7 separate regions of the Homo sapiens genome follow, and regions 1, 2, 3, 4, 6 and 7 are each linked to region 5. A link is a loop called in an ENCODE intact Hi-C map of the cell type or tissue named here. Cell type or tissue: mammary epithelial cell. All regions are shown on one strand. Region 1 holds the start of LINC01509 (long intergenic non-protein coding RNA 1509). Region 2 overlaps LINC01509 (long intergenic non-protein coding RNA 1509). Region 3 has its middle 370 kb from the start of KLF4. Region 4 overlaps LOC105376207 (a long non-coding RNA gene). Region 5 overlaps LOC105376214 (a long non-coding RNA gene). Region 6 holds the start of LOC107987112 (a long non-coding RNA gene). Region 7 overlaps LOC105376214 (a long non-coding RNA gene).

Region 1 (4,000 bases), 810 kb before region 5:
GTCTAACAGCATAGAGATAAGGCTGAATTGAGAGAAGACTCTGTGTTGTAGAGATGAGCACTGTGTCCAAAGTCGCTCTACCTCTTTGAGGTTCATCTGGAAAATGGGCTGACAATTAAATGGATATAATGTACACAGAAGTGCACTGTGACTGGTGAGGCCATGTAAATATTGAACACTGGTTTTCTGTATTTTTTTTTTCTCACTTAAAGTTCATCATATTAGAGATCTTGAGAAGTTACCAGTATGGGACCTCAAAGTTGCTGGTGCCTTATCACACAGTCCCAAAATTTGGATTGCTGGCATAAAATATTGTATTACGGCCGGGAGCAGTGGCTCACGCCTGTAATCCCAGCACTTTGGGGAGGCCAAGGCAGGCGGATCACCTGAGGTCAGGAGTTCAAGACCAGCCTGGCCAACATGGTGAAACCCCGTCTCTACCAGAAATTCAAAAACATTAGCTGAGCATAGTGGTGGGCGCCTGTAATCCTAGGTACTCAGGAGGCTGAGGCACAAGAGTCGCTTGAACCCGGGAGTGGGAGGTTGCAGTGAGCCAAGATCACACCACTGCACTCCAGCCTGAGCGACAGAGTGAGACTCTGTCTCCAAAAAAAAAAAAAAAAAAAGAAAAGAAAAAGAAAGATAAGTTTACTGGGCTGGGCGCAGTGGCTCACGCCTGTAATCCCAGCACTTTGGCAGGCTGAAGCAGGCGGATCACCTGAGGTCAGGAGTTTGAGACCAGCCTGGCCAACACGGCGAAACCTCGTCTCAACTAAAAATACAAAAATTAGCCAGGCATGGTGGTGGGTGCCTGTAGTCCCAGCTATCAGAAGGCTGAGGCAGGAGAGTCACTTGAACCTAGGAGGCGGAGGTTGCAGTGAGCCAGGATCATGCCACTGCCCTCCAGCCTGGGTGACAGAGTGAGACTCTGTATCAAAAAAAAAAAAAAAAAAAAAAAGAAAAGAAAGAAAAGAAAAGAAAGAAAGATAAGGTTACTGGAGTTCAGAGAGGTTGCAGGAGAAAGATAGCCAGGAACTAACTAGCAGGGCTGCCCTTGACAGTCAGGTCCTCTGACTGTGCATTCCATTGCACTATGTCTCAGGACTGTGTGTTATTATTTCTAACATCACCAATTTCCAGAAAGGATCCCAGGCATTTGTGGAAGGGGTGTCAAGGGGAGAGAAGGAAGAAGAATCCCAACAGTTAAAACCTCCCACAGCCCAGGCTTCCTGGTCACAGACAGGGCTGCAAAAGGCACCCTAGATGGGCTAGCTGCTGTGGGTGGGTGAGACTTGCATTGAGTACCTACTATGTGTTTCAGGAAAAAGGACCCTGAGCGTCGTGGCTCACTCCTGTAATTCTAGCACTTTCAGAAACTGAAGTGGGAGGCTTGGTTGAGGCCAGGAATTTGAGACCAACCTGGGCAATAAAGGGAGACCCTCTCTCTACAAAAATAAATTAAAAAGAAAAGAGCGCCGCCTGTGAGTAGGGTCAAATGTTATGCACTGCACCTGCTACGTGCTACAGATACAGGTGGTCTGGGACCCGCCAGCTGACAGTGGGAGTGAGTTTGCCCCGAATAAGGAGTCCTTCATTTCTCATCTTGTAGCAACTCTGTGGGTGGAGTATGATTACTCCCATTTTGCAATGAGAATATTTAGGTTCAAAAAGGAGACAGCTGAGGCCACAGCCATAGATGGAGTTAGTGGCACTGCAAGACTGGACCCCAGCTGGGTGCTCAGGTTCCTTTTCTACCTCAAAGGAAAGGTAGAAACCATCCCTATCTGCCACAGAGGAGCAGACTCCAGAGAAGCCAAAGCCTAGCCAGCGAGTAATCATAACGATGTCCGTCTTTTAGCGAGTATTTGTCATGTAGCAGACACGTTATTGCACATTCCCACTTAATGGTTACATGACCTTGTCCCGTCTATTTTCACGTTAGCCAAAGGGAAGCCTAGAAGTCCACAGTCCCCGGGAGCTGGAAGCCAGGCAGTGACAGCGCCAGCGTATTCTCCTTGACTTGATTGTAAATTTCACAACTTTGGTAGCTTCAACAGGGAGGAAGAGGAGGGGCGCCGGCTCCCTCCAGCAAAGGCGGCGCGGAGCGGGTAGCCAGGTCCGGAGCCGTCCTGTGCCGGGCCGTCCGGTGGGGGGCACTGCAGACCGCGCGGGCGCTGCGCCCGCCTCTAGCTCCGGGCGCAGAGGGGTGGCCACGCTCTCCTGAGTCCCTCGCGCCCCTAGCCGCGCCTGGGAGAGCGGACTGGCCTCCCAGAGAGGATGCGGGGGAAGCCGCACAGGGGCCCACTGGGACTGGGTAAGGGCGCGGGATGGGATCGGCTCTGGATATGGGTGCCCCCCGAGCCGCGCCCCACCCCGCGAGCGCTCCCATTTGCACCTCCACTTGAGCACGGAGCTTCAAGAACGAGCTATTCTGGGGTGCGGGTTCCGACACTAGGCCCCACACGGATCTGGGGACTGGTTTGGCTACGACCTGGCGGAAGGGGGGAAACCTGGCCTGAGAACGGAAACTGCGGGACGATCCGGCGGCGCACTTAAATCTGGCTCCGCTGCTTCCTCGCCCCGCCCCCGCTGTCACCTTCCTCTGCTTCTGCGCAGCGATTCCACACCCCACTCCACCCCATCCCACCCAGACCGCTCACCCGATTCTGACTTTGAACCCAAAAGCGATCAGGCGTGTTCTGGGCCCGGCCACAGCCAGCGGGCGCTCTGGCCCTCGCAGAAGCCGCCGCAAGCGGGCATCGCTGTCCCCAGGGAGGGGACCCCAGCTAGCACCAGTAGAGGTGCAGTCACCCTTTTTAAGGTTACTCGGAGGGTAGATGCGGCATCCACTGACCTTGATCTTTTCCCACAGTCACCTGGGACCCAGGCATATAATGTGGGCAGTTTAATGAGGTGTAAACGAAGTGCAAATGGCCTAGAAGCCCCTTGAATGTGAAGCAGGATGGAGGCTTTCTTTAGAAGGGGGGTTTTACTCACTCTGGGAATTCTGGTAACAGCAATAGTCTCTGATTGTTAATTGGTCATAATTACTTTGTTAGAAGTCTGTACACCATTCCAAGTTCTAAGGCGACGAGAAAGAATATTTCTGACATTTACAACGGGAGGGAAACAGCATATTACTTTCTCCATTAGGATATACATTAGCATATTGTTGAATTGAATTTTCCGCCTTCACTTTTTAATATATTTCCAATTTCCAACTACTCCCTGGAAAATTTTAAAAAGGGGCAGCAGAAGGATTGGTGATGTGCATGCCACAGATGGAGATGGAAAAACTGCCCAGAACATGTTGACATTTGTAAAAAAGTTAACATCCCCCCACACTTTAAAACTATGATATTAGGAATAGCATAATGGCAAAAGTTACTCGTACAACATCTGTTCCTTCCAATGGGAGGATTTCTTTCCTGCCAAGAATTTATGAATTTTCTATAGGAGCTTGGTTCTGTTCGGGGAAGAGGGAAGGAAGCCAGCCAGAGCAGCCCCTTGGCTTCAGGGAATGCAGGGATGCATTGCTCCTGGCTTTTAGATGGCTCCTGAAGCTGCTGATGGGGCCAAAGTCACCCTTCAGAAGGACTTGGCTGCAAACAAGAAAAATCTCCAACAGCCACCCATGGTTTAAAGTGACTAGGCCGTCACTAAGAAAGGTCAAGGCCATATGGCTTGAGGACAGAGATGAGTTGGTTATAACTCTCATTCGCAGAAGACCTAATCCTTTTTGGAGGGCAAAGGAAAGAGTTTATTATAGGGATAAAACCCAACCAACTCATATCAGTTCATTTCAAATGTTTCATTCATTTTCACATTGACCAGATAAGTGTTTGTTCACTCATCTCAGAAACTTCAATCTCTTCATCTACCATCAATTGTCTTTTACCCTTGCTCAATTGAATCTCTGGTGACTGGAAACTTTTATCTTTCTAAAAAAGCATGATGTGAGTGCTCAAAACAGCCATCTGGGTGAATAGGACGCTAAGTG
Region 2 (4,000 bases), 850 kb before region 5:
TTTGAATCAAATCCCACATCTCACATCATTTCACTTGTAAATATTTCAGTAGGTAGCTCTGAAAGATAAAAATTAAAAACATACAATGCCATACGTGCATCTACAAAATTAAATAATTTATTAGTATAATCCCATCCACTGTTTAGATTTCTCTGATTTTATTATAATTTTTAAAAATGGTTGGTTTGTTGCAATCAAGATGCAAGCAAAATCCACGTATGGGGTTTGGTTAATATGTCTCTTTAGTCTTTTTTAGTCTAAAGGCTTCTTCTCTCGCTTATTTTCTTCCTCTTGCCATTTATTTGTTGTTGTGTTTTCACTTGCGATTATTGTCCTATATCTAGAGTTAGCCACATTCTAGGGTTTGCCAGTTGCAACCTTGGGATGTCATTCTACCCAGAGGCTGATTCTTTGGTGCCTTTGTTCCAGTGTAGACATGCAGCATGCAAGCAGGAGGGGGCTCAATGAAAGAGCAGTAGGTCATCTTTTCCAACCTTGCCACATCAGTGCCCTGACCAGCCACACCACTAAAGTGCTCTGGTGAATTTCTTTTCCAACACCCTAATGCTGAGGCTTTCCAGCCATCCACCCATCCATCCATCACTCATTTCCTTGGCCATCCACCACCCATTAAATGTGAGGATACTATGGCCCAGGCACTGAGCCTAGTGCTGAGGATACAGGGCTGAATCAGACCCAGCCTTGATCCTCAGGGTGGTCAGGGCCAGTGCAAAAACAAGCAAGGAGATAAAATATGCTGGTACTAGGCTTTCCTGCTGCATTCTCATTGCAGACTTGCGTGAAAGGGAGCTTACAGCAGGAGTCCCACTGGACATTAGAAAAAGCTTCCAAAGGCCAGGTGTGGTGGCTTATGCCTGTAATCCCAGCACTTTGGGAGACCGAGGCAGGCGGATCACCTGAGGTCAGGAGTTTGAGACCAGCCTGACCAACATGGAGAAACCCCATCTCTACTAAAAATACAAAATTAGTCGGGCGTGGTGGTGCATGCCTGAAATCCCAGCTCCTCGGGAGGCTGAGGCAGGAGAATCGCTTGAACCCAGGAGGTGGAGGTTGCAGTGAGCTGAGACTGTGCCACCAGACTCTAGCCTGGACAACAAGAGTGAAACTCCGTCTCAAAAAATAAAAAAATAAAAGAAGAAGAAGAAGAAGAAAAGAAAAAGCTTCCAAAGTGGCTCCTGAAATGTCTGTCACAGGACTCAGCCAGGCAAGGGGGAGGGAGTGAAGGGTGAGGAGGAAAGAGAGGACATTCAGAACAGGCGAACTGCAGGTGCAAAGGCCCGGAATCTAGGGAAAGCAGAGTCTGTGGGAGGAACAGCCAGTGTTTCAGGATGGCTAAAGCAGAGGTTGTGAAGGGCAGGGACGACTTTAGACCTTAGAGGCCCCAGGCACTGTTATTTTCCAAGGCCCCACCCCCACACTATACCATGCTTATTAAAATTCACCCACATCACACAGGAAATATGAGTTATATATGGCTACCTAAGGTTGAGGCCAGTTGCAAAGACAATTGACATGTTACATTTTGTAGACATTTAATTACATATTTATCAATTACAACTTGACGGCTTTCTTGTTTTATCAGTTTTGGAGGATGTACATAAATATATAGAATGAGAGTCTCAAAACTAATCTTGTAGCTACGCCTGTGATGGGCTAATTGATGAATCAGTGCTGGAGAATGGGTCACAGTGGCAAATGAGGCTGGAGAGGCCCGTGAGCTGCTGTCCCAGAGGGCCTGGGATGTCCTGCAGGGAGCTTGGCATGAGAAACCTTGGAGAGTTTTAAGCAAGGGCTGATGTGGGCTGCCTAGAAAGGCATGGATGAGAGAAGCCTGGAGACAGGGATCCCAGGGAAACGCCCATGCAATTAGTCTATTTCTGCTGCAAGTAAGCATGCATTTGTAGGCTTGATGCTTTTTTTCTGCTTCTCCAGCCCTGGCCTGGGTCAATCCTTGGGGCCCAGACTGAGCACGTGATGGCAGAGGAAAGGAAGCCCTGCTTCCTCCAGAGGGCGTCGCAGGACAGCTTTTCCTAGACAGGGGCTAGTATGTGCAGCTCCTGCACCGGGATACTGGTTGACAAGTTTGGCTGGGCTGGAAGCCAGCACCTAGGGAGGTCCCTGGAAGGGGCCAGCCTCACCAGGAGAGGAGGGACCTGGCCCTTCAGGGTCGAGCTCAACAGAGGAAAAGATCTCAGGGCACCCAGAGCCCAGTGGCTTTCAGCACCTGCATGAAAATCAGAGATCAACCAGATTACCCCATATTGCCCAAGAGAAAACTGAGGCCAGAAAGTGATGGAGCTTGCCCAGGACCCCAGAGGGTGTTAGAGGCAGGCCAGAACCAGAGGACAGCTCTGTCCCAGCACTTGCCCTCCTTTAATTAGGTGGGTGGTCATATCGCAGTGGTCAGAGACATTGCAAACAATAATAATAAATATTGAGCACTTGTTACACGCAGGGCACTATGCTAAGCACCTTGTATTTGTTATGTCCTTTCATCCTAGCAACTTCTCTGGAAGTGGAGTAATATCTCCCCCATGTCCTACATAAGACAATGGATACACTGGAGGGTTAAAGCCATGCCTTGCCTAAAGTTACACAGCTGTGCTTAACAGCTGGAAAACCCCAAAGGGTCCCTCTGACTCAGCCCCTGTGTGCTCAGTTTTAATTTTGGGAGGGAAATAACAATGCCACCTTATAATACTTTCTAAGAATGAGAATTTTGTTCAGTGAAGTGGCCTTCTAGAGCTGGAAAATGAATTCATATACTCTTCATATTTTTAACAAGGATGTCGTAGTTAATTGATCCGTAGCCAGGAAGTTAGATTAACCAGGACACTTCTGGCCCCAAGCACTCTAGCTAGTTGATTAATGGAGACATTGCCATGCCAGCTAAGTGGCTTTGGAGTGCAAAATAGGATGAATTGCTCTTAGCAGAGACCTAAATCCTAAACTCAAATCCTCACATTTGGGCAGGTGATCAATGCTTAGGGAGCATCTCCTGCCCAAATGCGAGGATTTGAGAGGGACAGTCGCCTATACAGGTTCACAGAACTGACTGGCAGGACCAAGACGAGTCCTCTTGTATCCGAAGCCCAAACCCTTAATCTTGAAGCTCAGTAGCAAACCAACAAAAGACTGTTGCAGTCAGGCGTACGCCACGTTTACTTTTCCATTGCCAGGACTGGTAAGCCGAAAAGGCACCACAGAGGATCCATGAGAACGGGTACGTAAAGCATACAGATTAGAATTTTGGCTTTGTCACAAAGGCACTTGAAGGAGTCAACCCCTTGGAGGAGACTTTCAACATTCATTCAACAAATATTTACTATGAGCACTGGGGAGCCCACAGTGAACAGGATGTTCAAGGCCTGGGCTCTCAAGGATTTTACATTCTAAGGACGAAGAAAGTGGGGCTGGGTGGGGACGGGGAGAGACAAGAAATATAAAGAGACTGTTAAGTGCTATTAGGGCAATAAAACTGGATAATATGACAAAACAGGGATGGAGTGGGACTGTTTAGTTAGTAGCCAGGTATGAGAAATTTGAGTTGAGATCTGCATGATACGAAAGAAGGAAGCTGGTTGGGTGCAGTGGCTCATGCCTACAACCCTAACACTTTGGGAGAACGAAGCAGGTGGCTCACTTGAGCTCAAGAGTTTGAGACCAGCCTGGGCAACATGGCAATATCCTGTCCCTACAAAAAAATACAAAAAAATAGCTGGGCGTGGTGGCAGGTACCCATAGTCGCAGCTACTCAGGAGGCTGAGGTGGGAGGATCACCTGAGCATGGGGATTCGAGGCTGCAGTGAGCCATGATTGCACCACTGCACTTCCAGCTTGGGCAACAGAGTGAGACCATGTCTCACAAAAAAGGAAAGAAAGAAAAAAGAAAGTCATGCTGAAAGAAAAGCATTGCGCGCAGAGAGAAAAACAACTGCAAAGGCCCTGAGGCAGGAATGAAGCCTGGCCCATTGGAGAA
Region 3 (4,000 bases), 420 kb before region 5:
TCTCTTAAAAAAAAACAAAAAAAAACCCTCATAAACAAATACATCTAATCTCAGCCAGCTTTTGAACACAAAAATAAGATTTCCATACAATGGATACCTTGTATTTTATAAAATAATCTCTTTTAACCTCTTACATAATATCTTACAATCTTATAAGATTATAATCTCTTGTATAATTCTTTTTATCTTCTTTCCCCAACATTTATATTCATTTAGTTTTATCTATAGCATATTTTCCTTCATTTTGAAACAACTTTTACATAACCTCAAAAAGAGACAAAATTACTTTTTGTTTGACAACATACTCATCCTCATGTCTTTTTTATAACGTTCTTCACCAAAAAACACCCATCTCACTTTATTTATTTATTTGAATTACAATGTGACTTTTCATACTTTGGAGTGAGCCCCACAGGAATAAAAAACACTGGGAAGGGAAGACCACTTGACCCTGAGGAGTGGCCCGGGGGGAGAGAGGCTACCTCAGGGGAAGGAAGCACAAAAGAGATGCCCTGCAGGCTCAGGGCAAAGGGAATGCCATCGGTGCTGGTACCTGTGAGCACTACAGGAGGAAATGTGAGTACGGTTGGACTGGCTTCAGGCACACTGGCAAACGGCAAGAGGGCTGGACACAAAGCCACAAATCTACTTGGGTCCTCCTTCTCCTTTTTTATTTTTATTTTTGAGATGGAATCTCGCCCTGTTCCCCAGGCTGGAATGCAGTGGCATGATGTCAGCTCACTGCAACCTCCACCTCCTGGGTTCCAGTGATTCCCCTGCCTCAGCCTCCGAAGTAGCTGGGATTACAGGCGTGTGCCACCATACCTGGCTAATTTTTTTTTGTATTTTTAGTAGAGATGAGGTTTTGCCATGTTGGCCAGGCTGGTCTTGAACTCCTGACCTCAGGTAATCCACTTGCCTCGCCCTCCCAAAGTGCTGGGATTACAGGCGTGAGCCACCATGCCCGGCCTGGGTTCTCCTTCTCATTTGCCTTTTTCTGCTTCTGCTGAATGGTCTCCAAGTCCCTCTGCTTGCAGGAGGCAACAGAAAGCCCATCATCTTGGTGCTTTCCCCTTAACCAAGTCACTCTGCTTTTTCATATTCTTCTGGTGGGCAAGTTCACCACAGTCATGGCTACGGCAGGGCAGCAGCTCTTACCTGCCTCTGTTGTGTCCCTCTTTCTGTCCGTATCTCACTTAATATGCTCCGTATACCGAATTGTTTCTTTTTTATCTCGTACTTTTAACTACAATTAACTATTACAATTAAAATTAACTACAGTTTCAACCCTTAGTAACCCTAATTTCCAGTGAAAAACCTAGGAAGTAATCTGAACTGTTTTATATCAGTATTTATAGATAAAAACCATTTCATAAATTTTTAGAAAGATATGTTCCCAGCTGAGCATGGTGGTTCACATCTGTAATCCCAGCACTTTGGGAAGCCAAGGCAGGAGGATCACTTGAGGCCAGAAACTCAAGACCAGCTTGGGCAACACAAGACTCTCATTTCAAAAAATAAAAGAGATATGTTTCCTCAATTTTTTTTATTTACTAACAGATCTAAATATATTTAGCTTTTCTATACGATGTAAAATAAGATGAAGTATAGAAACTTAAGCTTATGTTTAATAATTAGTGTTTTAGTATTTTATAATAACTTAGAAATGACTCAAACATTTTATGATTATCTGTTACTTAATTTAACATAATGTGTCTTTAAGATTTTTAAATTACTGAAAAGAATCTTCAAACTATGACACAGGTACACTACCTAATGTCTTCTACAGTCATACTGAGTCTCAAATACCACATGGCACCCGGGACAGCTACGAAAGGCAGGGACCTTCTGAATCCTGAATTTACACAGCAGGTGTAGAGGTCAGAACACTGGATGGAGCTGTAAAGAGAATGCCTGGAGGATCTGACTCTTCCTAGTATAACCAAGAAGCAAAGCTGGGCCATATTGGGCCTGGCTCTGCATTGGAGCTGGTGGCCCAGGCATTGACAACACAGGATGTGTCCCCAAGCCCACAATAGCCACTTGACCAGGCCCCAGTATCCAGAGGCTCAAAACCAAATACTTATGTAAGCTCCCAGTAAGATGTGTGCAAACCTTCAGGGGAGCCCAACAGCCAGCCCTTATAGCTTTAGCTTACAGATAAATCAAGCAAGTATCAAAAATATTATAGAAGCAGCAGTTTTGTTGCCTTAAAACATGTATTAGAGACAGCGTAAACCTGTCTGATCAGTAGATCCAGGCAAAAATGTTTGAATTATATTTAATACTGACAATTCTGGAGATATTCCTATTTTATTATACCAACAATTTTAAAACTAGCTTTATCTACCAAGTATCATTTTAGAGCACATAGAAATATCACATGAACATAACATATATAGACACACAGATATACAGACACACAGAAGCACATCTTAAAGCTTTCATGAAGGTTTTGCATTGGCCAGTTTACAAATAATTTTTCTTTCCTCTATTCAGACTATCCATTTCCCAATTACCTATTTCATTGTCCTAAGTAATTGTTAGTTATGTAACCCTACATTTACACTTCTAAACGGATGCCTTTTAGGTGAAACAAAGGAGAAAACGTGTATCTCAAAAGCACAGAGACTTCAGGCCTAATCATTATACCATCATTTGCTCAAATCAACAAAGGAGAGTGTAGGTAAGGGCCCAGTTAAAATGGCCAGGAAAATCACCTTATAGGTAACACATGTTATGTAAATCTAATCTACCTTTCACAGTTTCTAGTGACTCAGTCCTCCCTCTCTTCCCAGTGCACAGAGGAGTCAATCTTAAAATCTAAGATTTCCTTTATAGATGTATTTTTTAAAATATAAAATGGTTTTAAAATAGCTAGCTAAGTGCCAGAAAGATGTATTTTGGAGACCAACTTAGTTCAATAGGTGGACTTTTAAACTTAGTGTCTGTTTCTTAGCTAAAATTACAGAGTTCAGGGTGAAACCCATTAAAGAATAGGGCAGGGAAAGCATTCTCTATGCCTGAACTCAGCATGGATAGCTCTGAAAAATAATTAAGCCCTCTTTACCTGAGGGCCTGCCTTTTGTAAATACTACAGCCAACTTTCTTTTCACCTTCAGGGCAGAATAGAAACTAAGCCAAAAAGTTAGCAGATTCAATTTTTCTTATCAATTAATTGCTTAAGCTTTCTATTTGCCTTTCAAAAAGCCTTTTTAAAAAGATAATAAAAATATTAGAATCTTTTTAGAAGCTTCTGCCCATCACTAGGCATTCCTGGATAAGCCTAATTTCAGGAGCCCTCACTTTTAAATGCCTTTCTTAAAGTGCAGTGTTGTTCATTTGGAAAGTTCTACTGTAATTTTAAATTATCTTTATTAAGATTTTGCCAACTTTGTGTTTTCTGCTTCTATAGCTGGAAGATGGAGAGCTCAGTTCTTCAAAAATTAAGGGTCCTATTGTTGTGGAACTTTTCCTTAGCTCAGCTAAAGATGGGGTTCTTGTTTCATGGCCACAAAAGATTAGGCCTGCAGACAATTTGAAGGGTGAGTAAGGCAGGGTTTTACTGGGTGAAAAGGGAAAGAATGGGAAACGGGCCCTCAGCAAAGCCAGAGTCCCTGCTGGTGCACTTCCTGCCTTGCAGTTTGAATCCCAGGTTCCATACAGGAAGAGGAGGGGCCAGGCTCCTCCTGGCTGTAAACCGTGTGAACTTCTGTGGCTCCAACTCAGTGTGCACTCCTCCCAGTGTGCAGGCTGGCTGGAGTTTCTCTGAGGACTCCTTCCCACCTGGCTGTCTCATTATTTTTACATTGAATCTTGGCTTTGGCTTTCAGATCCCTTTGATCAACTTAGCCAATAATTCATTCCTACCTAAGCACACAAGAAAAAGGATTGGTTACAGCTGGATGTCTGCCTTATTTGAACACAGCTTAAACAGTTGGCTGCCTTGAATAGGCTGAAACTATAATTCGTACAAGAATAGGTTACTTTATGTGTGACT
Region 4 (4,000 bases), 560 kb before region 5:
AATACTTGGCATAAAGTAGATTCTAAGCAAATGGTAATTGATATGTAATAATTTTCTTAGGTAACTTGATATGCATTAATTTTCTTTCTCTGCTTTTCCTCCTGGGTTGAGTTTATTTGCCATGCATTTGGGAGATAGTTCCTTCTGTCCCTCACTGAAATGGCTGGATTGAAATATTGGACTTCTAAACGGATTTGTGCAAATATTGTCTTCCCAGGATGGCCCTTCAGTCTTTCAAACTCAGGTCCTTTGGCAAGGTCCTTGGCAGCAATGAAAGTGTCCTCCTGGGCATGGGCAGTCATCCCCATGAATGGTGAGCCAAACAGTCAGAGGAAGGCGGTGCTCATGCCAGGAAGATCAGGCACTTGCCAGCTTCTCCTTGGCCCAGCACTGCATGCCCTGAGATGATGTATAGCCACACAGTTAGGAGAGATCTTGACTCTGAGATCCTCAGCACTTCCCTCTCCACCTCTTTGAAGATCTGAGCTGAAAACAACACTTGGCCCCCAACACTAATAACACCCATCTCTCTCTGTTTGAGAATCTCTAATTAGCTAGGCACTTCCCATGTATTATGTCATTTAACAACACTCTGAGGTAAGGGTGCTTATTCCCATGTTAGAAATGGGGAAACGGAGGCTCAGGAGTTCCTTGCCATTGGTCAAACAGTTGGTAAGTGGTAGGCCTGGGATGTGAACACAGGTGTGTCCTTTCCCCTACACGCAGTTCCCATAATAGAGAGTGATCCAGGAAGTAATGAAGCCAATTGCATCCCGTGTGAGGGAAGAGCATCTGCTGAACAGATGCCCGGATATACTGGCCGAGTGCCATGAGGACATAGCTTTTTCTTGGCGATGAGGGCAATATCAAGAGACTGCTCCATGGCAGAAATGCTTTTACCATGAGTCACCCCATTACTCCATTTGGAGAGTTTATAGCTAAGGAGCTACAGCAATTCACCTGTGTCTCCTACATGTTTAAGCCCCAGCAATCCAGAAGAGCAATTCTATTAAGCAATATCCTCCCAGCAACGTATGGAGAGTATAAGAAATCATGTGACTTATGTTAATCAGCACTCAGGTCAAATTCAGCTGTTTATGGGATCATGTAGACTGATTTACCAACATCTCCAGATAATGTTTGTTTTTTTTTTTTTTAATCTAAGAGCTACACCATTAATTTCTTCTCCTCATTCACTTTCAAGTTTGAAATCCAAACTCCTGATAAAGGCATCTCCCAGTTGTCCATGATCTGGCCCTTGCCTGCCTTTGTCTCGATGTTTTCTCTTAACTGTTATTTCTTACAATTCATGCTCCAGTTGTACCGGCATCCTGGGAGTTCCAGAAATGGCCGTGCTGACCCAGGTCTTTGCCCTTTTGATCCTTTTCCTTAAAAAGCCCTTCCTCACTTTGTCTCCTTGCCTAGTCCTTGAATATCTTCCAAGTCTCAGCTCTAAGACTTGCTTCCCTGACATCTTTAGTCAGGTTTAGGTCCTCCTGCCTTCTCTTGTCCTCTCATAGCATCTTGTAAAATATATAAATTGGTGCAAAAGTAATTGTGGTTTTTGCCAAATGAATGGCAAAAACTGCACTTACTTTTGCACCAATCTAATACGAATGGATCCATATCCATTTGCTGGAGTCACCTGCTCTCTCCTTCCTCTTCCACATGAGTCTGTATGACCCTCATGGGAGAGAAATGTGTCTTATTATTCTTTGAACACCTAGTGGTTGTCAGATAGCATGACTCACAGTCAGTGTTCAGGAAACCTTTGAGACATTAACCACAAGGCATGCTGAAATCTCACTCACAGGCTGCGGGGAAAGAGAAGAAGTGGAAGCAGGTAGAACTGGAGGGAGGAACCCACCAGCCTTTCTGATTGGCCCTGACCACGGGACACACAGTGGCCCCCAGGATCAGTATCAAACTGGGTAAAATGCAAGTAAAATGAAAACTGGTAAATACAAGCTCGATGCAAGCTGTCAGCACTTCCAAGGAGAATGCTTTGTCCAGATTCAGGGGTCTCAGGTTTTAGTTGGGGGATAAGCAGTCAGGGCATGATGTGGGGTGTGGGGATCTCTTTTTCCTGCAACAGAAATATATCAGGGCTTCACAGGAGAGCGGGCACCAATGTACAGGACTCCTTTCATTAATTACATTTAAATTAACTTAATGTTAGATTAAATTTATTAAAATTTTTGAGATAATTGTAGATTCATATACAGTTGTAAGAAATAGGACAGAGAGATCCTTAAAGTGGGCATCATACAGAGAGGGAAGTATCCTTGATCTCTGTTTACCCATGAGAAAAGGACCATTTGCCCAACCATTTAGCAGGCTCACTAAGCGGAGCCAGTGCTGGACCTTGTGCTGGTGAAAGACATCTAGAATCTGACTGGATCTAGTCACTCTGCCTCTAAGGACTTACAGTCTAGGGAGATTGGCCAATGAAGTAACAATTACAGTGTTAAATGCCACAGTGGAGAGACCCTGTGTGTGTGAAAAGCATCAAGAGTGATGGATGTGGATTCTGTTGGGTTGTAATGATGGCGGTCGGATGGTGCATTAGGTTGGTGTCATGGGATGAGGGGCTGTTCAAGCGTCAGTCTTGAGCCTTGATGACACATCCTCCAGTTGGAGAAGGGAGGCTATGAATTCCGTGATGAGAATAGCATCAGCAAAGATACCAGGTCACTTCACAGCCTGGAGGGTGTCAAGGTGGGCGAGCCATTTGTCCTGATTGAAGGCAGTGTTCTGGTGGAGGAGTAGAGGGAGGGAGGCTGAGGCAGTTGGCAAGGGAGACTGGGGGGTCTGGTTGCATTGCTCAGGCATAATCCTGTGGGTAACTGGAGTGAGCTGCAGCCCTACAGGATTTCCTTTCTTTTTTTTTTTTTTTTTTTTTTTTTTTTGAGATGACGTTTTGCTCTTGTTGCCCAGACTGGAGAGCAATGGCGTGATCTCAGCTCACTGCAACCTCCACCTCCCATTTCAAGCAATTCTTCTGCCTCAGCCTCCTGAGTAGTTGGGATTACAGGTGCCTGCCACTACGCCCAGCTAATTTTTGTATTTTTAGTAGAGATGGGGTTTTGCCATGTTGGCAGGCTAGTCTTGAACTCCTGACATCAGGTGATCCTCCCGCCTCGGCCTCCCAAAGTGCTGGGATTACAGGCGTGAGCCACTGCGCCCAAGCCTACAGGATTTTTTAAATGGGAGTTGCTTGGTGAGGTTTGGATTTTGAAAATTTACTTTTGTCAAAGAAGCCCTTCACGTATGAAGGTCTATAGTCTCCCCTTGGATGGAGAATAAGGAGCTGCTCACGGCCTCAGCTCTGCAATCTTCCTGCGCATCCTTACTCTCAACCTCAATCCTACCTCACACAACTCTACAGATTACAATCCAGGCCGTGTGCGGTGGCTCACGCCTGTAATCCCAGCACTTTGGGAGGCTGAGGTGGGTGAATCACCTGAGGTCAGGAGTTTGAGACCAGCCTGGCCAACATGGCCAAACCTCAACTCTACTAAAAATACAAAATTACTCTGGGAGGCTGAGGTGGGTGGATCACGAGGTCAAGAGATCGAGACCATCCTGGCCAACAGGTGAAACTCTGTCTCTACTAAAAATACAAAAATTAACTGGGCATGGCGGTGTGTGCTTGTAGTCCCAGCTACTCTGGAGGCTGAGGCAGGAGAATCGTTTGAACCCGGGAGACAGAGGTTGCAGTGAGCTGAGATGGTGCCACTGCACTCCAGCCTGGCAACAGAGGGAGACTCCGTCTCAAAATAAAATAAAATAAAATAAAATAATAAAAATTTAGCCAGGCATGGTGGCAGACACCTCTAATCCCAGCTACTCGGGAGGCTGAGGCAGGAGAATCGCTTGAACTCAGGAGGCAGAGGTTGCAGTGAGCTGAGATCAAGCCACTGCACTCCAGCCTGGGTGACAGAGCAAGACTCCGTCTCAAAAACGAAAACAAAAACAAAAGCAAAAAAAAAAAGATTAT
Region 5 (4,000 bases):
TTTCTCTTCTTCAAGGTTGTTGCCCAGATTACCTAAGATCATATACGTGAAAGGGACTTTGTGTCTTGTGAATGGCTTACACTGGTGTTGATTGTTATTATTCTTTTACTTTCCTTTCCTTCTAATTTTTACCTCCAAGCCTTTTTTTAAACCATAGTTTTGGTTTTTATAGGAATTATGCTTTAAAAAGACACCTACCAAGTATCACACACCCAGTGAGGTGTGCCCCATCCATTATCTCATTTAGTCTTCACAGTGATTCATTAATTCTCCCGTTTTTTACAGCGAAGCAAGTGCAACTCTTAAGAGTTGCCTGTGATTTGAAGACTTTGCTGTTAACTAGTGTCAGGACAAACTTTTGAGCCCAGCTTAGTCTGACACTCCACTTTGCCTACCTGGGAGAAGCCTCAGAGATCCCTGTAGCCCGCATATCCTGTCGTATCCACAAGGGACTTGTCCCAGGTCACAGAGAAAATCACAGGCAGCACTGGGGCTAGAACTCACATCTCCTGAAGCTCAAACCAGCACTTCAAGTTCTCTGCTGTTATGTGTTTCAGTCACTTTCCCGACCCAGGAGAGGCACGATCTAAATCATCCTTTCCCAAACCATCACCCAGAAATCTCTATTTGACAAACTTCCGAGACTGCTTTCTTTGTGATGCTTCTAATCCTCATGCGTGGTGAGGAAGATGGCAGGTAGGGGAAAAGCTTAGGAGCTTAGTTCCTGTTTATCCATGTGTCATTCTTTTAGTCCCTGAGGCTACAATATCCATTTAGAAAGATTAAATAAAATGGAGTTGGGGACAGAGAAAGGGGAGCTCAGGGGGAGGCCGAGCGAAAGAAGAAAGTGGAATTCTCTAAGCATTAGACTAAAGAGCCTAAGACATTACTCATTCTCAAATGGGTCTCACTTCTTAAAGACAAACTGGCTTCCTGGGAAATCGCAGGCAGGTGAAAGCAGCTTGGGTGATTCTTTTTTTGTCCGTGAACTTGGCTTTTCTTTTCAGCATTCTCAGGTGCACTCAGGGCCCTGGGAAGAGATTGGGCTTTTTCAAAAGACATTTCCACCTCCTAATCTCTGTGCCTACAAACCAAATATTGATCTATTTAGTAAACCAGCCCATGGGAGGAGAGATTATAAAGCCCTGTTTACTCAGCAGTTGGGCCCCCCTGACAGCTGTTCAATGAGGGATTATGATGTCACAGTGGTAATTACACTATAAACAGGGGATAGGAGGAGAATAAAGCATGAAAGGGAACGCTGGGCTTGTTACCAGGCAACACAAAATATGCAACCTGAAACCAGGCAAGCATGTAAATTTCCTTACAAGCCTCCCAGATGTCCTCACTTTATGGCCAATGCTCAGTTTCAGTTTCAATTTGTTTATTTGCCCTTCTTCAATCACAAATGTGGAGCTGAGAATGTTGGAAGAGAGAAGAGAAAGCAAGGAAAAATAAGACAAGGAGGGCCCCTGCTCTCTCCCCCGGGGGTGTAAGTGGGTCCTGAGAAAGAGAAGGGGCTGAGTCCGCTCTGTGCAGGAAGCTCTAGAGGTCAATGTCCCAGAAGGAAGATCAACCCAGTAAAGAGGCTAAAGGCAGCTAAGAAAAAGAGCCCAGGAAAGAGGAGAAAGAGAAAAGGGGAGTGGAAAGTGAGAAGATAAAACTGGCTACCTAGGAAAAGGAAGAAGAGTCCATTGCAGGATCAGACCCCAGGAACTAGAAGGGGCCCCTGGAGTCCCCACGGTCACAGCCCCACCTAGTGGGTGCCCTATGTTCTTTATGCTATTCTTTTAGTGATGGCATTCCTCATGGTGCCAGGCAGCTCTGCCTTTCTCTGGGTGGCTTTATCGGAAAAGTCCTAGGTTGAGCTGAAATCAGCATCCCGGTTCTAGACGCCTCCCCAACCCATTTGTTCAGATTCCACGCCTCAGGAAAAGTACCTTACAGCCCCACAGAGATTTGGAAACAATGGCCAGGATACCCTGTGTTTTTCTTCCCCTGGATTCTCATTCCAGCAATAGGTCTCCCGGTGGGCTTTTCAGACGAAATTGCTTCTTGCCCAAATCAAACAATTTTCAGTGTGCCTATGTTCCTCTTACAATGTAGGCTTTGAAACCAGACACACCCTCCCAGGTGTGGTTTGACCTCACAGAATTAAACAGAGCCAGCTACATCTCCCCTCTCTAGTCTCATCCATGAGGCCCTGCTGTTTAGAGAGCTACAGAGGTGGGCTGGAAATGGCTGCAGCAGGCGCATGAGAGTGGATTGTTAAATTTTCAGGAATTCTGTGAGCCGGTTGTGAATCCTTGGTAGCTTGAAAGCCACCATGGGGAAAGTATTTGCACCACAGATATCGGGCAAATGCAGGAAACCAAGGCTTTCCTTTACCATCCCCCAGAGAGCGGGTCTACCAGCACACCACTGTCCCCGACCAACCACTTTCCACTTCTTTTGGGATTCAGTGCCTCGCAGAAGATAGGCAGAAGCCTGAAGCCAGAGAGCCTCACAAATGACAGGCCTTCCTACAAAAAGCTTTGAAAGAGGGAACCAGTGCCTCTGTTAGATCTAAAGATCATGGGACAGGAGTTTAATTCCTTTTGACTCTTCCAACTAGCGTGACCACCTTTGCTGACTAAGAACCTTTCTCTTGGGAGTGGCTCACATTATGGCCACACAGTTTTCCACAGGGCCCTCCAAGAGGCAGATGTTGAATGGCCAGGTTGCCTAAATAAATAAATAAATAAAGTCACTAAACTGAATTGTAGAGGTGGCTGCAGTTGCTTGCATGGACACAAACACAGCAGCTCAATCAGTGGCTTTTCTGCAAACCTGGGAATTCTGTGAAATTTCTTCTTTTTTTTAACTCTAGGAATAACTGTCTAGAATGATGGTTTGGCCAGAGCTAAGTTTCCATCCTGGTTCAGCCCCTCCCTTGGTGTTTGATGGGATGTTCATTAGTTTCCCTTGCTGGGCCTCAGTTTCCATATCAGTCAGTGGTATGGGTTGAGTCTTAGGATGTCTAACTGCAGATGAGTTTTGCAACTGACTCCAACATGGGCTGTGGCATTCATATTCTGATGAGTGCAGTGAGCAGAGCTGAGTTGGTTGAGCAGTGTTTTTGTACAAGCTAATCTTACTGTGCAGACTTGCTCTCTGCCTTCACTCCTGTTGTCCTGGGTGATGGTTTGTTTGCTGTGACCAGCCTCTCCTCAGATGCACTGTCAATGCTGATGAAATTGTCCTCAGTATTGCAGCTCTGGGCCAGATTATCTCCCAGAGAGTCTCCTCCAATCCCAAGCTGATTTGAAGTCACTTCCCTAAAAGAGGCATCCTCAGGTGACCCACCCTGAAGCTTCAGATGAAGTAGAGGTCTGGGGGCCTTGGCGAAGCCTCCACCCCTTTGCGAAGATTCTTTCTTTGGATCTTACTGGAACCTTTCTCAAGAGCAAAAGCTCACAGTCTTTTTCGTTTGCCAACCTTATGACAACTTAGAATGCACCCCAGTGCTCATACTGCATCTTCATCCCATGTTCCTTTCAAGAGCCCAGGTTCTGAAGTCAGAGAATCCTACATCATTTGCCAACCCAGTCTTTATCTCATCTCCTCTCTGCCACCCCCAACTGCAGCCATCCTGGCTTCTTGCTCAGCATCTACACTGCGTGTCCCTACTTCCCAAATTGCTCCTTCCACACATGTCCATATGAACTGATTTCCTTGAGTGTTCACAGAACACTCCACTAATCCCTCCCTACTCCACTCCCAGTGTGATCTGTCTCCATAGATTATCACCATCTTGACCATGATGTACTTTACTACCTGCATTTACCCTTTCCCCAGAATGTTAGGTCCAGGAGCACAGAGGCTTTGTTTTGTTCACTGCTGAATCCCCAGTGACTAGAACAGTGTCCGGCACATAGTAGGCACACAATTAATATTTGCCCAATGATTGAATATACAGTCGGTTCTCATTATTCTTGGATTCTGCGTCTGTGAATTTGTT
Region 6 (4,000 bases), 270 kb before region 5:
GCAAGTTAGATTACCTCAGAAAAGCCACTTAATCTCTCTAAGCATCATTTCTTCATTACAAAATGGGTTTCATCAGCCCTACTGGGTCTATCTCATTGAACAATTGAAAAAAATCAAAGGAAGTCTCTATTATAAAAATGCCATGTAAGCCATTGAGAACTATCTGTTATGACACATTGTTACTGCCTGGTGAATAGTTTGGTAGTGAGGCTGCATGGCTAGACCTCCCCTCCCATGTTCAAAGTGATTTGCAACATCGAAGTGCTCAATACATTTTAGCTTCTGTTGTTATTGTCTCCATTCTACAGTGAAGAACCTGAGACTTGGGGAGATAAAGGAACTTGCCCAATATTGCACAGCATGGTGCACGGAGACGGAATTTAATTCAGACCATGTAATTCCAAAGTTGGTGCTATGTTCAATACATTCTTGTTTCCCAGTGAACACGAGTGCCATTATTAGAAATGAAAGCAGCACCTTCTGTTAGCAAAGGCAGTCGCCATTTATAAAAAGATGTCTGTCTTTTGGTGAGGGTTGGAAAAAGCACTACGGGACAACTGAGAATAAGATAATTTAGATATTTTTCTCCTGATTTTAATTCAGAAAAGAGGTATCCTTAGGGACTTGCAGATAGTTGAAAATGAAAGGGCAGAGCCAACCCCACCTCCATGCTATGAATCATTCATTCACTTAACGGGTTGAGTTGTACCTTCCACATCTGAGCTATTTTAGTTTTAAGTTTGCAAGCCTTGGTTATTCTAGCTTCCTAGGGAAAATCCCTCTGGTGCTTGCAGCCTCACTGGAGCCCTGGCTGTCATTGTGAACACCAGCAGTCAGAAGGTAAATACCGAGGATACTGCTCCTCTTAGCTGACTACCCTAAAGGCAAGTTCCTGATCCCTAAAATTCTATGGTCTGAGCTCAATAGCAACCATCTCACCCACTGCTTCCAAATGTACTCAGTTCAGTTGCTGTCTAGAGAGAATTTCTCCCTCTGGGTCTTGCCTGGCTTTGGAAATTGCATTGAGCCAAGGGTGGCTTGTTGAACTCCTAATCTGGAGCTACATGATAATTGGAAGAGCAGCCTGCCCACGGTGTCGCATTACATCCAACCATGCACCTCTTCTCTCCTAAGTGCCCTCGGGACACGGAATTCCAGGATTCCAGGTAGCTGAGGGGGAATGCAGCACATGAAGCTCAGCAGCAGCCAGAAGATAAGCAGTTTCAAACTGATACTCTTTAAGTCCCCTCCTTAACTACCAATCTCAGTTCCAGCAGAGATGCAGCCACACGGAAAAAGAGAAATGTTTAGTTAGCTTGGGTACAGTGCCCTCCAGGAGGATGGATGCTTGACAAAGTCCCAAGTCCAAAGCATCAGCCTTGGAGTTGAGCTGTACTAGCTGTCTGACCTTCTACTAATCCTTAGGAAAAATTAGGTTTTTCATTTTCTTTTTTTCCAGATGATGAAACGTCTTCAAAAAGAAGAGTAATTTAACCTCCAACTCTCTGTACAATCAGGTAATACTATTGTACTCAGTTGAGGTGAGAGGCATGGTGCATTACCCAGCACATGGCGGGGCACAGTAAGTGTTTGTTTGGCTTTTTTTCTTTTCTCTCTCTCTCTCTGTGTGTGTTTTTTTTTGTTTTGTTTTGTTGTTTTTTTGTTTTTTTTTTTTTTTTGACAGGGTCTTGCTGTCTCACTCAGGCTGGAATGTAGTGGTATGAGCAAGCTTACTGCAGCTTCAGTAGATCGAAGGTGCTGCCCACCACCACACCCAGCTAATTGTTTTGATTTTTAGTAGAGATGAGGTCTCACTACATTGCCCAGGCTGGTATTGAACATCTGAGCTCAAGTAATCCTCCCACCTCAGCCTCCCAAAGTATCTGAATTACAGGTGAGCCACTGTGCCTGGTCAGCAGGTGGTGTTTTGAGTCCTTCCTATAATAACTCTTTGTTGAGCACCAACTACATGCTATTGTCCTGGGCCCGGCCCCAAGATGGTCATTACTGTGCACATTGTAATGCAGCAAGTATGGAATTTGCAACCAACACCCAGATCTTCCGATAAGTTCCTCCTCTTACCAGCATGCAATCCTAGGCAAGTCATTTTCCTTCTCTGCATCTCCATCTCCTTACCTGAAACAAGCAGAGAAGATTTACAACACTCATTGAGATTATACACCTCATGCAGTCCTGGCACAAGATAGGAATTAATGTATTCATTATTTCCTTCTTCCTTTCCACATGTCTGCATCAGTTATGTGTGCTAAGTACTCCACACAGCTCAGAGATGGGAACTTTTGAAACTCTTCTGATCTAGTGCAAATGTTCTGGGGATGGCGAGGATCTGGAGAAGTCCGGACACAGAGTAAATCAGGTTGGAGAGAGATTTTTTTAAAGACATTGCAATTGCTTAGGTGAGGAAGACAGAAGACTTCAGAGGAATCGAAGATGACTCCTAGGTTTCTGGCTCGAACAACTAGGAAGAGGTTGGTGTCAAATGCTAGGGAAGAATTCTCTTTACCTCCTGTCTTAGTCAGTTTGGGCTGCTGTAAAAAATGCTGTCAAAATTTATTTTCTCACAGTTCTGGAGCTTGAAAGTCCATCAAGGTGTCAACATTATTGGTTTCTGGGTGAGGGCTCTCCTGGCTTGCAGACAGCCACCTGCTCCCTGTGTGCTCACATAGCCTTTCCTTGGCGCTTACACCTGGGAGAGAGTGAGGAAACTCTCTGGTGTCTCTTATTAAAAGAGCTTTAATTCCATTGGACCAGGACCCCACCGTCATGACCTCGTCTCATCCTAATCACCTTCAAAGGCTGTGTCTCCAAATACCATCAACTGGGGATTAGAGCTTCCACAAATGAATTTTGAGAGAACACAAACATTTGATTCATAACACCTCCGTATTAATAAGAGAGAAATAATGATGACGCGTATCCTAGTCATCTTCCTATTCCAATGGCTTTGAGCCTCTTTGATTATTTCAGGAGGTGGCTTGCAAGCACATCTGTCTACATTCGTTTTTCTTCCATAAGAAAGATAAAGGGGAAGAGGAGCCTCGGTAGGTGAGTTAGGGCTAAGCTATGAGTTCATAGTGAAGACTTTTGTGACACAAGCATAAAAAACTAGGTTCCTAAGGACCCAGTCAATGTGAGGCTTTGAACTAGAAACTGGGATGTCCGCTGAGTCAGAGGCACCCTTACCCTCAAGGATCTCACGACTTTGTAAATACATGGAGGATTTTCTCAGGAAGTTAGCTGTTTGGACTCTCGTCTCAGGTCATGAACATCTTGCCTCTGAATATGAAGGTCCTTAAGTGTGACTCCATCACTTTCCTGTCCAGGACTTCCTCAGGCAGGGGATGGTCTGCTTACCTGACCCCTAAGTGGCTTGTTAGGATGAATCATGTTCCAGTTCTCTAAGAGGGTTTATGTGTTGGAAAGAATATTCTCTTTGATCTCATGGCTTAGAGTGCATAGGCTTTGTCCAGTTAATCATGTAGCTGGCGTCAGGCTTTGCCAGTTTTTATTTCTTTGAGGCTTTATGGCATTTAAAGGGTTGGAGACTGGCCCTGTAGCGAACATGGTTTTGACTTCAACAGCAACTGAACCTTTTCTCCAGCTCTTTGATAATAATTGATTAGTCTAGAAGTCCAAGCAAAGGTGGGACTTTCTAAAGTGCCTCAGATCTAAGGGGTGATTGAAGGGGTGAGTCTTTAATAAGGACGCACTCTCTCCTCTCCTCTCCTGAGTCATTCCCACATGGTTAAAAGAGCTCTCCCAATAAATTTGATTTTGCCTTAGTGCTTTCCATTTACAAAGTACATTCATTCCACTATCAATTTAACCTCTCAAATCAGCCTTGAGAGGTAGAAAGAGCAAGGCAAATGGGCTTAATTTTGCAACAGAGAAATTCTAACACTCATTAAATGATTTGCTCAATGTCTCATGGGGTACGAGTTGTGAGAGGAGCTAACATTTATTGAGGGTCTGCTATGTG
Region 7 (4,000 bases), 220 kb before region 5:
ACAAATAAGGGGAGTTCATCCCATCTTCAGGGTGTCTAGGAGGTCTTCACCCATTTCGAAAATTCAGTTTTGGAACTATTTGATAAGGAGAAACACAATTTTTTTTTTTAAACAGCCCAAAGCCCTTGCTGTTGAATAGCAAAAGGAAATCTGCTTTATTAAGGGGCTCTTCGCTTCCTGTGGGCAAAGCTTTGCCATGGGGCTCGACATCATTAAGGTCATGTCTGCACAAAGACCAGGAGAGAGAGAGTGATCAGCTGGAATGTTTAGGTCCAAAATATTGGAAGAGCTCAGCCTGATTCTCATGGGGGACTTAAATAGCTCAAGTAGAAAAAAAAAATCAGTAGATTTAAATCAGTGCAAAACTCTGTGTGAGCATTTACTATGTGCCTGACACTTTTCTAGGGATGTATTTTGTTCCAGCAGGCAAGACAAAGATTCCCTTTTCTCATGAAGGTCACATTCTAGAAGGAGATACAGACACAAAATAAAAGCCACAATGATACATCATAGGTTAACATGGACTGTGCTATGGAAAAGAAGAAAGCTAAGCATGGGAAGGAGTGTTAGGAGTGCCAAGGGCTACCTGGGGAGGCAGGAAACACAACAAAATGGGTGGAGATGTTGGGCTTCATCAAGATTGGGAGATCCAAGCAAGGCATGGAGGAGGTGATGAGGTCAGCCTAGAGGTTTCTAGGGGGCATCCAGGAAGAGTGAGGGACAGTATGCCTCAAAGGGGCAAGTCAGGAATGTGCTGTGTGTCAAAACAGCAACAAGAAATCCAGCGTGGCTAAGGTGAAATGAGTACTGAGGCAAGAGGATGGAGGCTCAGAGAAACACAGGGTTGAAGGGAGGGCCTGAAAAGTCTTAGAGCCATTGTGAAGATATTGCCAGAGTAAAATATTGCAAACACAATGTCTCAATACTCTAGGAGACTTGAATAGCTTAGACAGAAAAATAAGAAATATTTACATATATACAGAAAAAAATCATGTCATTGTTATCTTCAAGAAGCTCACAGTCAACTGGGAAAGATAGATAAGTAAACATAGAATAATAATCTTACATGTGATAAGTAGATACTACAAAAGACAAACGCTTTGACTTGGGAGCAAAGGGGATGATTTGTGATCCTGTGTGGGGGAACCAGGGAAGATTTCCTAGAGGAGAGGACACCTGAGCCTATTAAGTTGAAAACAGTAAATTTGTTAGGCATTTTACCCTACACATTTGCCCACAAAGACACGTACACTCCAAGGATGTATGTGATTTGTCCCAGTTACCCTGCACCTAAAGTACCAGTCCGGTTTTACCTCCTACTAGAGCAATTGCCTTCCTGTGTGCAGACCCAGTTTGAGCTGTGTTTGGGGTTGTTTTCCTCCAGCTTTCGGCTGAGGTCATGAAATGAAAAGGCTTGGCCGCAACGGAGCTTCTTAGAAAACTCCGAGCTTGCCTTCTCCTGATGTTACTGGCTTCCCTCTGTAGGAGTGTTTCCCAACTGGGGACTCTCCTTCAATGAAAATCTAGACCGTGAACACTGTAAAGATGGCCCTGTGCAAATGAATTTCCCATGCTGGTAAATCTTACAGCAGAGCAAGGAAGACCTATAATCAAACAGAAAATATATGGGTAATTTAATTAGAGATTCACTGGAAACTTAAGGTGTTCAAGGTAAACAACCAGAACATTGAAATGTATTCTTCCTGGTAGACTAGAAAGTTTGCAAAGTTTGGTTTCAGGCAGCCCTGGGTACATATGCAGGTTCAATCACTTGCTAGCTATCTGATCATGGCCCTGTTTTCCTTCTCTGTTGCGTGAGATCATAATACTTGTCTTTCTGAGCTCCCAGGGCTATTCTGAGGATCATGAAAGTATGTGGTAAGCTGTAAAACACTATACCTGTGTTGAATGTTTTCCTTTTCAAAGTGACTTTAAAAAAAAAAACTTCATTGGTTTATTTAGTCAATATGACACACTTCTGCAATCTTTTGAATCCATGGAATTTTCATATTAGAAATTACAGCCCTCATGTTACAAATGAGCAAACAGGCCCAGAGAGGGAATATGATTTACTTAAGATTGCACAGCAAATTAGAGGTAAAGCTGGACCTGGGTTCCCTGACTCATCTTTCCGTGTTCTTTCAAATAAATTACAGTATATAATAGAAGATCATGTGAAGGAAGATTCTTCCTGCTTCTGACTCAGAGAGACAGGAAGTATCATTTCCTTCTGGGTTCTTCCACTGGAAGCACATTGCATTTCCTTCTATAGCAAACACTTTCACTAGTTTTAAAGGCATTCTTTTTTGATAAAAAAACCTCTTAATCCAGCACTTATGTAAAACTGCTTTCTTTAATTCTTCCAGTAACCCAGTAGGTTATTAGTAATCCCATTTTGCAGATGAGGAAACGGAGTCTCTGAAAGCTGAAATGACTGACCCAAGGTCACATCTAGGAGGCAGCAAAGGTGGAGCCCACCTTCGAAGGCATTGTGCCACTATGTCTTTCCACCACACCGAAACCGTATATGCTACTTTCTCTTTTACCCTCTGGCAGAATTTAGATGTCTGCATTAGAAAGGAGCTAATTAAAGAAAGCAGCTGAAACAGTGAAATCCATCTTTATGAATCAACCTAATAAGTAGAATTAAAATCGCAAATTAGACTTAGAGGATAACCTGATTTTTAAATTTTGTTACAAGATTGCAAAAAAAAAAAAAAAAAGATAATGTTTTCCATTTACACAATGACTTTTATCCAAAGCAGTTTCACAGATGTGATAGAGATGAATCATAGGTAGGATTTATGAGTGAGTCTAACATTTAGCAATGTGAGATGCCCTAGTAGAGACAGTGTCTGTGTAATAACAGGAGCACTGAAATCAGAACTGCTTTTATCAGAGATGCTTGGCAGATTAGATTCATTATTATTGTAAATATAAGAAAGTATAAAAAAATGAATAAAACTCGCCCAAGCCTAGATAGCTAGAAGCAATTATTCATGTTATTGTTGTATGTTTCTTCCTTCTCCCTGAACACTGCCTTTTAAAAACTTTGGCTGGGATTAGACTGTATGTGAATTTGCACTTGATGTTATTAGTATTACTTACTATGATATATAACATGCTTCAGAAAGATAATATTTAATGGATGAATCACATTCCATTACTGAAAATAAAAAATATATATTAAAGAAACACCCCCAAATGGGAGAAAAACAATGACAAAAACCAAATGCAGAAAAAAAAATAGTGAGGTGAGTTGCAGGCTTTAAAGCAAAAGATAAAGTCTTTACGAGAGAAGACAGAATAGACTCTTGTTTCAATGATACTCTGGCCTCCCTAGTTCTTGTTAACATTCCTGAGGCAACATTTTGGTTGACTCTTTCAAACTGGCTGTGTGTGCTTGTGCAGGGATTGGCCAGCCTTTTCTGTAAAGTGCCAGAGAGTGAATCATTTCGGTTTGAGGCAATACAGGCTGTGTAGCAACTACCCAACTTTGCCATTGTAGCCTGAAAGCGGCTATAGACAGTATATCAACCAGTGAGTATGGCTGTGTTCCTACAAAACTTTATTGACAAAAACAGACAGTGGATGGAATTTGGCTCTCCCAGGGGTATTCGTATATCAGTCTTTGCCTGGGCCTGGCTCTATGCTAAACTGTGTATAGATACAGAAAAGAAGGAAGTGTTTTGTCTCTGCCCTCAAGTAACTGGGAGAGATGAGAGAAGGCATCATTGCAATGTAGCATATGAAAAGCAATAAATAAGATGCACACCAAGTGCTGTGAGATCAAAGAGAAGGAAGCAAGCCGATCTCCTCTGGGCAATAAGGAAGTCCTCACAAATGAAGGGATCTAGCCTGAGTTGCAGAAACTGAGTAGGCATTTATCTACATGCGCCTGTTCAGTTGACTGTGTATTGGATTTCTTCTCCTATAAGGTTTGGGGGTGCCTCCATGAAAATTCCCAAGTCCTGGGCTTCGCCCAGACCAGTAAAATTTC

The links. Peaks named below come from ENCODE experiments on the same cell type or tissue, not always from the same donor. Only the 100,000 strongest peaks of a DNase experiment are listed, where the experiment ranks them.
Region 1: a loop joins it to region 5, with 8 times the contacts of the local background. A loop is called at or near these places in 29 of 110 quality-filtered maps.
Region 2: a loop joins it to region 5, with 20 times the contacts of the local background. A loop is called at or near these places in 6 of 110 quality-filtered maps.
Region 3: it touches region 5 in a loop (3-fold over the local background); 3 of 110 quality-filtered maps call a loop at or near these places.
Region 4: a loop joins it to region 5, with 15 times the contacts of the local background. A loop is called at or near these places in 2 of 110 quality-filtered maps.
Region 6: a loop joins it to region 5, with 12 times the contacts of the local background. A loop is called at or near these places in 4 of 110 quality-filtered maps.
Region 7: it touches region 5 in a loop (6-fold over the local background); 10 of 110 quality-filtered maps call a loop at or near these places.

The regions. Positions count from the first base shown.
Region 1 is chr9:107,463,614-107,467,613 of GRCh38, forward strand. It overlaps LINC01509 (long intergenic non-protein coding RNA 1509), which reads right to left and starts at 2,972. Exons shown (of 8, transcript NR_121581.1): 1 at 2,855-2,972. RefSeq lists a silencer at 2,059-2,238 and an enhancer at 2,741-3,240. In mammary epithelial cell, a CTCF peak has its summit at 2,137 (motif pointing right); no DNase peak of the experiment used is centred here; H3K4me3 peaks cover 998 bases.
Region 2 is chr9:107,420,363-107,424,362 of GRCh38, forward strand. LINC01509 (long intergenic non-protein coding RNA 1509) reads right to left here. Exons shown (of 8, transcript NR_121581.1): 8 at 1-58. Among named protein-coding and RNA genes, the nearest start is that of LINC01509, 44 kb to the right of the region's middle. In mammary epithelial cell, a CTCF peak has its summit at 2,026 (motif pointing right); a DNase peak (open chromatin) is centred at 2,039.
Region 3 is chr9:107,853,138-107,857,137 of GRCh38, forward strand. It overlaps the pseudogene LOC101926973. Among named protein-coding and RNA genes, the nearest start is that of KLF4, 370 kb to the left of the region's middle. In mammary epithelial cell, no CTCF peak of the experiment used is centred here; no DNase peak of the experiment used is centred here.
Region 4 is chr9:107,710,848-107,714,847 of GRCh38, forward strand. All of the region lies in intron 2 of LOC105376207 (a long non-coding RNA gene), which reads right to left. Among named protein-coding and RNA genes, the nearest start is that of KLF4, 220 kb to the left of the region's middle. In mammary epithelial cell, a CTCF peak has its summit at 1,737; DNase peaks (open chromatin) are centred at 914 and 1,744; H3K27ac peaks cover 1,804 bases.
Region 5 is chr9:108,270,969-108,274,968 of GRCh38, forward strand. The region is part of intron 4 of LOC105376214 (a long non-coding RNA gene); the gene reads right to left. LOC105376212 (a long non-coding RNA gene) reads right to left here. Exons shown (of 3, transcript XR_930235.3): 1 at 396-4,000. Among named protein-coding and RNA genes, the nearest start is that of ACTL7B, 580 kb to the right of the region's middle. In mammary epithelial cell, a CTCF peak has its summit at 1,752 (motif pointing left); DNase peaks (open chromatin) are centred at 1,273 and 1,743; H3K27ac peaks cover 552 bases.
Region 6 is chr9:107,998,085-108,002,084 of GRCh38, forward strand. It overlaps LOC107987112 (a long non-coding RNA gene), which reads left to right and starts at 1,847. Exons shown (of 10, transcript XR_007061721.1): 1 at 1,847-2,489; 2 at 2,586-4,000. RefSeq lists an enhancer at 2,329-3,528. In mammary epithelial cell, a CTCF peak has its summit at 1,913; a DNase peak (open chromatin) is centred at 2,027.
Region 7 is chr9:108,054,131-108,058,130 of GRCh38, forward strand. All of the region lies in intron 4 of LOC105376214 (a long non-coding RNA gene), which reads right to left. Among named protein-coding and RNA genes, the nearest start is that of KLF4, 570 kb to the left of the region's middle. In mammary epithelial cell, a CTCF peak has its summit at 2,479; DNase peaks (open chromatin) are centred at 2,171, 2,801 and 3,441; H3K27ac peaks cover 3,313 bases.